2 separate regions of the Mus musculus genome follow, and region 2 is linked to region 1. Evidence: chromatin contacts called from ENCODE Hi-C or POLR2A ChIA-PET data. All regions are on one chromosome and are shown on one strand. Each heading gives the region's core, a stretch centred on a gene start or an enhancer-like site at or near the end of the contact. The rest is flanking DNA. Distances are from core to core; before and after follow the strand shown.

What was found. A loop is a pair of places that touch in the nucleus more often than their neighbours do. ChIA-PET counts read pairs that join two places held with the same protein, here RNA polymerase II (POLR2A).
Region 2: a loop to region 1 is called in a map of heart, with 4 times the contacts of the local background. The contact joins the promoter of Wdr61 here to the promoter of Dnaja4 in region 1. A Hi-C loop is called at or near these places in 2 of 37 maps with a recorded cell type or tissue (both heart). POLR2A ChIA-PET finds 5 or more read pairs at or near these places in 3 of 5 experiments (Patski and embryonic stem cell).

What each region holds. Positions count from the first base shown.
Region 1 is chr9:54,698,054-54,702,508 of GRCm38, reverse strand. It overlaps Dnaja4 (DnaJ heat shock protein family (Hsp40) member A4), which reads right to left and starts at 2,950. Exons shown (of 7, transcript NM_021422.4): 1 at 2,649-2,950. The coding sequence starts at 2,780. Gm46113 (a long non-coding RNA gene) reads left to right here and starts at 3,789. Exons shown (of 2, transcript XR_001779175.2): 1 at 3,789-4,455.
Region 2 is chr9:54,732,792-54,737,225 of GRCm38, reverse strand. It overlaps Wdr61 (WD repeat domain 61), which reads left to right and starts at 2,677. Exons shown (of 11, transcript NM_023191.3): 1 at 2,677-2,751.

The sequences.
Region 1 (4,455 bases), core at 1,701-4,200:
GCACAGACTTCATGTAGGGCAGAATGGCTAACAACAAACACAGGCTGCCCACTGCTTAGCAACACAGGACAACAGAGTAGAAAACAAAGACCAACACTGATGGCGTCTCAGCTGTCCCGAGACTCTTCAGAAACAACTCACTCAATCTAGTTTTAAGACATTAATAGTATGTGACAAACTTAGGTGGAAAAAATACAAATTCCCACCTGTAGCATACATAGTAGTCCAAAACTACATACAAATTCTCACAAAGCCCTGGAAAAGCCTTCATGGTGTGCCCAGCATGTTGCAGGATCAAAAGAGAAGCTGTTTGGTGTGTGAATGAATGATCAATAGTTCTCTGGGGAATTCTATAGCCGTTTCCACAAACTGTCCCTAGTGTCCTCGTCCCCTCAGATTTGCAATCCATACCCCTCCAGTTCCTCTTCACTGTGCCCTCCCCTCCCACTTCTGAGAGTTCTCCTGATTACACATGGAATTAAAGAATTAAAGTCTGTTTCTTCTGACCTTGTTACTCAGCCAGCCAACAAACATTTTAGCATCTATAGGGCATTGCTAGAATCATTCATGCCTTTAAGTGGAACAGGCATCAGACCACTAAGAGTCATCACGATAAGATAAGGTTGAAGGCTAGTTATGCAGTCTGTGGTCAGGGGTGACCTCTGCCAAGATGGCTTAGTTTAAAAACAAACAAAAAACAAAAAACAAACAAAAAAACTAGAGAAAATGGGTCACCCCTTCATGGAAAGTAGGGAGGGAAGTGTATTTGTGACAGTGGGTTCACATTGCCCTCCTCCCAGCAAAGAAAGAGGGACCTGCCACATCTTACTTTATAAAAGAATTAGTTATGTGATACTACCTTGGGTACCTGGCTGGAAATAAATATTAGTTTAAAAGAAGGGCAAATAACCTGCCCAGGCAGGTGTGTAGGTGGTGAGAACTACATGCTGTGCGAAGAGGGCAAATAAAATCTGCTCTTAAAGCTTGGCCACAGCAAAAGCACTCTCATTTCAGATGGGAAGCAAACAGCAGGGACCACCTCTTGGTGACTGTGGTGTGACATGAGACCAGAGGGGAAGGCTTTCCCCCAAGTTGCCTTCTGAAACAGAAGACAAGTGAGAAGCCTTGAGGCTATCCTTAAAGAAGTGTCTGCAGGATGGAGAGATGGAGGGATGGAGAAATGGCTGTTCTTTCAGAGGACCAAGGTTTGATTCCTAGCACCAATGTAACAACCATCTGTAACTTAAGTTCCAGAGGATTCAACACCTTCTTCTGGCCTCCAAGGGCACCAGGCAGGCATGTGGTACACAAAGATATATCCAGGCAAAATACCCATACACACAAAAATATCAAAAAAGGTCAGCGATCTGTAACTGAACTGAACAAGTCTGTGAATCACCAACACAACACAGAAAGCTGGTGACTTAAAAAGCTACAGTAAGCCACCTAAATATAGACGAGAAGGGACACAAATGGGTATAATGGTCTTTACAGGGAGGCATTCTAAACTTGTGACAGCCACATTCATTCGGCACATGTGGCTAAATATAAATATTCTATCATTGCTGCCACAGCCAACCTTCAGCAGTCTGCCTGCTCCAGCTTGGAATTACTAATGCAGACAGGTATTTTGATCCGAGTGTCATTTCCCCAGGTCTAAATGCTAGACAGGGTGATCAGCGGCTCCAAAAGTGATCCAGGTGTGACTGCTATGCGCTCCCACCATGGCGCTGGCTCCCCAGATTCATCTGGGGCAGCCAAAGTGGGTTTTTTGTTTGGTTTCCTTGGGGGTTTGTTTTGTTTTCTTAAACGACAAGAAGTGAAACAGACTAGCTAGCCAACTCTCCTTGCAATGGCTGGTACTTTGAGTCTCCTATTCAGGTGGGCCATTTCCGCTTTGGGAACAAAATGAAGAATGCCTTATTTCTGTAAACAGGATGGAAAAGGTTCAAATTAGGACACCAGTTGCAGAGCACTTCAGCCTATTATCTGTCAGTACTTATGGTCAACCGTGGGTCATTTGTCACAGGAAACCTGGAGTTCTCACTATAAGCAGATGTGTCGGGTTACAGACTTCTGCACCCCTGATTAATAACGACAAAAAAAGTGATGATTCCGTGTCTGAAAACTGTATCAGGCAGGAGGTGGCCCTCACAGATCATATCCACTCAGTCCCTCTCAAGAGGGACGCTGGGTTTGTCTAAGGTACAAGTCAGATCACAGGAACTCATCCCTAGGGCTTATGCAACACGCGGAACAGAAACACAATATTTCGCTGCCGGGGGGGGTCCCCAACAAGCACATAGCTTCTGTTCACCGGTGCCAGGGTTTCTGGTTTGCCGGTGTCTTCTCCCACAGGAATGCCAGGGCTGCCTCAGAGAGCTGTGCTCCCAGAGGTCAGCACGGATCCCCGTCAGGGTCCTCACAGCCCGGAAGCAGGGGCTCCAGAAACACTTGTAGAGCGAACGAAGGTGCGGATGGCTGCTGGCACTGGCGCCCCGCACCTAGCCTTGCTAGGTGCCCCCGACTGACTGCGCCCCGCGGCCTCCCTCGGGCTGGCGCGGCTCCTGGAGAGAGCCTCTGCGTCGCCTTCAATAATTCACAGCCCGGGTCCTCCCGTAACCCCGACACCCCGCGGGGCCCCGCACCTTCTCGCCCTCATCCGGGTTCTTGTCCGGGTGGTACTTGAGCGCCAGCTTCCGATAGGCCTTCTTGATCTCCTCCGGGGACGCGCTGGGCTTCACCCCCAGGATGTCATAGTACTGGGTCTCCTTCACCATCTTGTCTCTGCGGGGTGGGGCGGACGAAGCGGGTCAGCGCGCCCCCGACGCCCCCGGCCCGTGCCCCCGACGCCGGCCTGCGCGTCACCGTCTCGGTCGCGGCCGCTTCCCGGGGCTCCGTCCCGAGCGTGAGCCCGGGACCCAGTTGCGCTCCCGGCACCGCCGCACTCGAGCCGCCGGTACCTCCGCCGCCGGCTTTTATTCGGCGCCGGCGGAAGGTTCCGCCAGGAGGCGTGACGCCACATAGGCCCAGAACGTTCGCGGAGGTTCCGGCGGCTCCGGGGCTCGGTCCTCCGGCCGGGCGCGCGCGCTCACCCGTTCTCTTCTGAAGTCTGCTCCTCTGGCTGGCCGTCCGACTCCCCGGAGCTCCAGTTCTGACTGCCGCCACGGGCCATGTTGGGGTGCTCGGGGGTGGGGGGCTTCGGCGTGGAGGTTTCGGGCTTCGTGGTGGAAGTCGTTCGCTGCCGATTGTCACGCCGCCCCGAGGCCGTCCCCTTGCCCTTGCGTGGGTCCGCGGGGTTGGGTCGCTCTGGGATCCGATGGCCTGCAGGAGGGCCTCGTGTGCGCGAACCCTGGGCAGAGGAGAGCTTGGACTGGGAGGTCAGCGGACGCGCGGACCCCACCCGGCCTCTGCCTCGGGGTGTGGCCCCCTTCTGTTCGGTCACTGCGGGGGTGTGCTCTGGGGTCTGCCTTGGATTGTTGCATTTTGGGGGGTGTTGGAGTGAATGGCTGCCTTCTGTGGTGGCGTCGAGATCCTGCGGTGGCTGGTTCCCCCTAGGCATCTTGAAGGCTGGGTGACCATTAGCCTTTGAAGATGTGAACAGTGGCCTTTAGGTGGCCTGAGTTTGGACACTGGCCTCTCTATTGCCCACAGCTGGAAACCTCATAAGTACCCCAAGGGTGAGGAGTGACGTTTCCCAGCTGTGAGCAGTGATGACGTCTATCACCTGTGAACAGTGACATTATTTCCAAGTCTTTCAAGGATGAGCAGTGATCTCTCTTTTTTTTCAGGAGTGGGAATCCCCACCCCACCCCCACCCCCATACACACACATATCAATGCACAAATGGGCCAAGGCAGAGCCATCGAACCAGTATTGCAGCTCTACCGGGCACTGAAGCCTACAAGACCAGGCGGTCCAATCTTCTACTTCTCTAGGCTGCTTTCAACGGATGCCACGATTAAGACTACTCAAAACATGTGGGTGTGGACTTGCTGCTGCAGCGCTATCAGAATACTGCAGACCCTTCTGGCCTACTTAGGCTTCTCGTGGTGCAACACTTTATCCAGGAGAGGAAGCCACCCTGGCCAGCTCCCTGGAGTCCACTGGCCTGGGTTTTGATCTGGTGGCTGAAGCTCCTCTTTCATGCGCGCAATAGGGATACAAACGACTTAATACCCATGAGAAATTAAGCCAAGCCGCTAGCTTCTTTTCCGGGGAACATGAGAATCCACTTTCTGGATCTTGCTCCTATAGAACAGTCACTTTTGGGCAGATTCAGGACAGGAGGTCAGGAATTTGTGACTCCATTTTCCTGTGTCTTCTCTACACAAATCTCTGCCGTCGGGCTTATTTCTCCACTTCTGGGACATGATCACTGTCAAGTGCCCATCTTTCTCTCAGGACATCTGCAAAGATCAAAGAGAATGATAGCTATAAAGCTCCTGACAAGAA
Region 2 (4,434 bases), core at 1,428-3,927, 35 kb before region 1:
CTCCACCCCTAGGGTGCCAGGCACTACCAGCATGCAGGACTACCATGCTGTGGATATTTTTAAAAATTCTTATATCAGCCCCAGTGAGAAATTTCTATTACAATCCCTATTTTAGAGATGTCACCATAAGGAAATAAAACTTAACTATCTTAGAATAAACACAGGCATTTTGGCTTAGAGCTTAAGTCCTTATGTGCCCCATATGGAAACAGAAGGGGCCCAAGTTCCATCCCTAGGGGTGTGGAGGAGTAAAGGAGGGGCTGCCTAGAGGGATATATCCACAGAAGGCAAGAGGCATTATGGGAAATGCTTCAGCCTACAGACTATGGTGTGTGTTTGTATGTGTTAATGTTTGTATGTGTGTGCACATGTGTGTGTAGGTGTATGTGTGTGTAGGGGTATGTAGGTGTGTGTGTGAGAGAGAGAGAGAGAAGAGAAGAGAAGAGAAGAGAAGAGAAGAGAAGAGAAGAGAAGAGAAGAGAAGAGAAGGTCAGCTATGGGGCAAAGGAACAAACATTAGAAAAGTGGGCTGGAGTCCCTGTTCTGAGGCTTTACAACAAAGGGTTTTAAAGAGGACCACAGTCAGAGGACCTCGAGCGCCCTCTGCAGGACATATGTAACACACCTCCCCTCGCCCCCACTCTAGTTTCCCTCTTTCACTTGCTGAGTAGAAGATAGTGCTCTGCTATTGGACTGCTGATTTAGGTCTTCTCTGGGAAGTCACTTACATATATCCAACTTTTTGACGGAGTAGTGGCAATCCTTTCTGCTGGGCACATGGCGACCTCCCTGTCCTTGTAGGTGTAGACTGAGGCTGTAACTCCGTGGTGAGCCTGTAAGAGGGAGTCAGGTGTGGCAGACATGAGCCTGAAATGCTTCTACACACACGTGACTCTGGGCTGCGTGGTGACACTGCTGTTCTGTGTCACTCTGCTTGCTTCGTCCTGTCTCTGGGTTTGCTCTGTCCAAGCTCGTTGGAAAAGCAGTAAGCCATTTTTTAGGAAGAACCAGAATCCTGGGGCCATGGCCTTCCAAAGAAGGACTGGGTATACTTTCAGAGCCTTTCAGGACAGGGCACACAGCTCTGTCACACCCGCTGTCTTCAGTTTTGCTTGATTTTATTGTGAAATCTTTTCATTGTCTTTTGACCTGCAAGATCACAACTCTTCCTACAGATGTCTCAGTGATGCACAGTTACTCTGTCTCCCAGATTTGCTCTATAACACACATAGAGGAGATCTAGGAACTTTGATAGAAAAATAATTATATTTTTATTTCTCTTAACTTCTAGCAGAAAGGTGATGTTTTTCTTGATCACATATGTGCACAATAAACCAGGAGGCATTAACAGTAATTGACTTGGTCACTAAATCAAACCACAGTATTGTTCCTATTTTATTACAACCACTGAAGATAATTCAAAGCATTGTGTATGTGTATTGATACTTTGAAATCACAGACGGTATTAGATCTGTTGAGCTCAGGTAGGTGTGTTATTATTTTGCATATTTATGGCTATTTTGATGGAATTATTTCCCTTTAATCCTATGTGGATATTGATCCATTTATAAATATTATTCTGAGGCAGGACTCATAGTCTTGATTGCATGTCAAAGACATTCATTGTACATAAGAGGCCTGTTATTCTTGCTTCACAGTAGACCATGCTAATGACCTCATGTGCTTGGTGCTCTGACAGTAGAGAGGTGAAAGGTAGGGGTTTAATATAGTCTTTGAACAAGCATATCTGGAGTTCACATCATAATTATTCAGTCACTGAAGAGCACACGAATAATTCAATGTCCAAATTCTACTGGAATTCTCTCAGTTCTCTGTTTGGCATCTTGAAACAGCACTCTGAGGTATTTTTCGGCTTTGAGTTTGAACGACAGAGTTATAGCCAGGCCTGGTAGTGCAGGCCTGTCACTCTAGAGATACTGGAGACTGAAGCAATAGAAGCAGGAATCCAAGGACTGCCTATGCTACAGAGTTACAGAGTAAGTTATAGGCCAGCCTAGGCAATTTATTGAGAACTTGTTTCTAAATAAATAAATAGATGGCTGGGATGTAGGCCAGCAGGAGCATGCTTGCCTAGCATAGGCAACATCCTGGGTTTGAATTTATGCGCTATTAAAAAAAAATATATAGGGAATGGCTCAGCAGATAAAAGTGGCCGCCTTCAAGCCTGATGACTTGGGTTCCATTCCTGGGCTCCACGTGACAGAGACAACTAAGACACTCAAGTTGTCTTCTGACCTCCATTTCTACACCATGACATGTGTGCACACTCCCATACGTGCACACAACTTTTAACAATATTAAAATGTGGCACTTTAAAAATTACAGAGCTAGGTTGTTTTAGAAAACCTTTATTGTAATGATTTTCGAGCTTTTTGCTGTGGGAGATGGGGGGCGAGGCTGGGCTGGAAAGGAGAAGGAAAGAAAAAGAGGACGAAGAAAAAGCGGGGAAAAAAAAAAAAAGAAAGAAAAAAAAACAGAAGAAAAAACGAACCCGGGAAGTCATCAGAGAAGCTTTCTGAAGCCTGTTAGCAGCAGGCTGCCCTAGGTACTCCCCGCCCACTCTCCCTGGCTCCACCCTCACCCCAACCCCGCACGCCAAGGCAGCAGGGGGGCGCTCTGCCGGTCCCGCCCGCATCCCAGGAGAGGCCCCGCCCCTTCGTTAGCTCATCCACGAGCGCCACGGTCGTGCTCCACTGACGTCAGGCGTGCTGTGCGGCTGGCTGTACGGTGGTGAGTTGGTGTGCTGGGCAGAGTTGGGGAATGGTGGTCTTTGGTGCTGTTGCCTACTAGGGCGAGAGGGCGACTGAACCGGGAGAGTTGGAGGCCACCACAGCAGGTTTGTTCACGGAGGCTCCAGGAGTCCAAGGGTGGCTTTCGTGACTCTATTTAACTTGGCTAGTCCGCGAGGCACGAGTCCCAAGGGCAGACAGAAGGCCCATAGGTGGACTAATTTTGCTCCCAGATAATGTTTTGTGCATCCCGGAAATGAGGGTTGGCTTCTTTGCGGGGTGGGGAGGGGAGTAGTTTCCCCTTAGATAGAGGACTCTGGGGAGGGGAGTAGTTTCCCCTTAGATAGAGGACTCTCTTAATACCAGTCCTATAGTAGTTAGCCACGCTGTTAGGTAGCAAGCTTCACGTCATTGAACACTAAGCAGAGAGTGAGTTCCTTTTATTTCAAGTACCATGTGGTATGGTGCGTTACAGACGTGCCTGAGAAACTTTCATAGACGCATGGGTTAGTCTCTGGGAAGCCTGAAGAAGGACCTTTAAATCCAGCCCCGATAACTGGAAATTTTCCTAAAGAGAGAGATGGCATAGAGGCCTCTTGGGATTCTCTTGGTTCTGAAATTACCTGTCATGAGACATGTCTTAGTAGTAGGAACTGTGTATTTACCTACGCTTCCGTCAGCTGCTCTAAGCCTCTCTCTTCTAGCCAGAAGAACGGAGCTAGTAAGAGTGCCTACTAAACGGCGTTAAGGAAGGTTCAGTGAGCTAATCTGTATAATAGTTAAAATAGGATCTGATGCAGTACGTCCTCAAAGGTTCAGCCTGATGGAACTGCACACCCTATTTTGAGGGTAGCTTTTTAAAAGTTGACTCCCTATAAACCTTCTTACTTGTAAAATTGTCGTTTTTCTCTATTGCCAAGTGTGAGGTTCGTATGGGCAGAGAGGAGGCAGTATCACTAAGAGGGCTGGTCTTCATGCAGTTTGTGTCTCAACTTGTTTGAGCCAAATTGTCAGGAGAGCTTTCTAGTCTGGGCAAGGTCCTGTTCTTGAGTCACAAATCAGTAACAGTCACAAGTCAGCACACCTGATTAAGATCTCTTAGGCCAGGACTATTTAGAAATCATGTGTCTGTCTGAGTTTCTGTTCTTGGTAAACATTTGTTAGTCTTTGGTTTGCATATTTGAAGCAGGTAGCATGAGCCCAGATGTCTGAGCTGTATGTACGGCCTGTTAAGTGAGGATGGAACTGAGGGGCTGTGAACATGGATTAGAAGACAATTCACACTCTTATATTTGTTAATTTCTAGTTGAAATTTAGCATATTCTCCCATTATGTTATATTCTCACATAACAAGTATTAAATATGACTTTGTTAACGGCTTTAGCGATCACAGGTGTTTTCATATCAGAATGTTGTGATGGGATTGTTGTTTGTTTTGAGACAGGGTCTTGCCAGAAAGCCAGGCTTAGTACCTCCAAACAATTAGGATTACGGAACTGCTGGCAGGATGTTGTTTATGTCCTGAGGTTGCGGCATCTTTTAGACTTGCTGATTCTTATAGAATGTGATGATAAGGAGCCATGTGTGTTTTGCTCTCATAAGTTTGGTTTTCATGTTTTGACAAGATTGTTTTCCACATAGAGCCTATGCCTAGATTCTGTTTGTGAATTTTCATACTCGATTA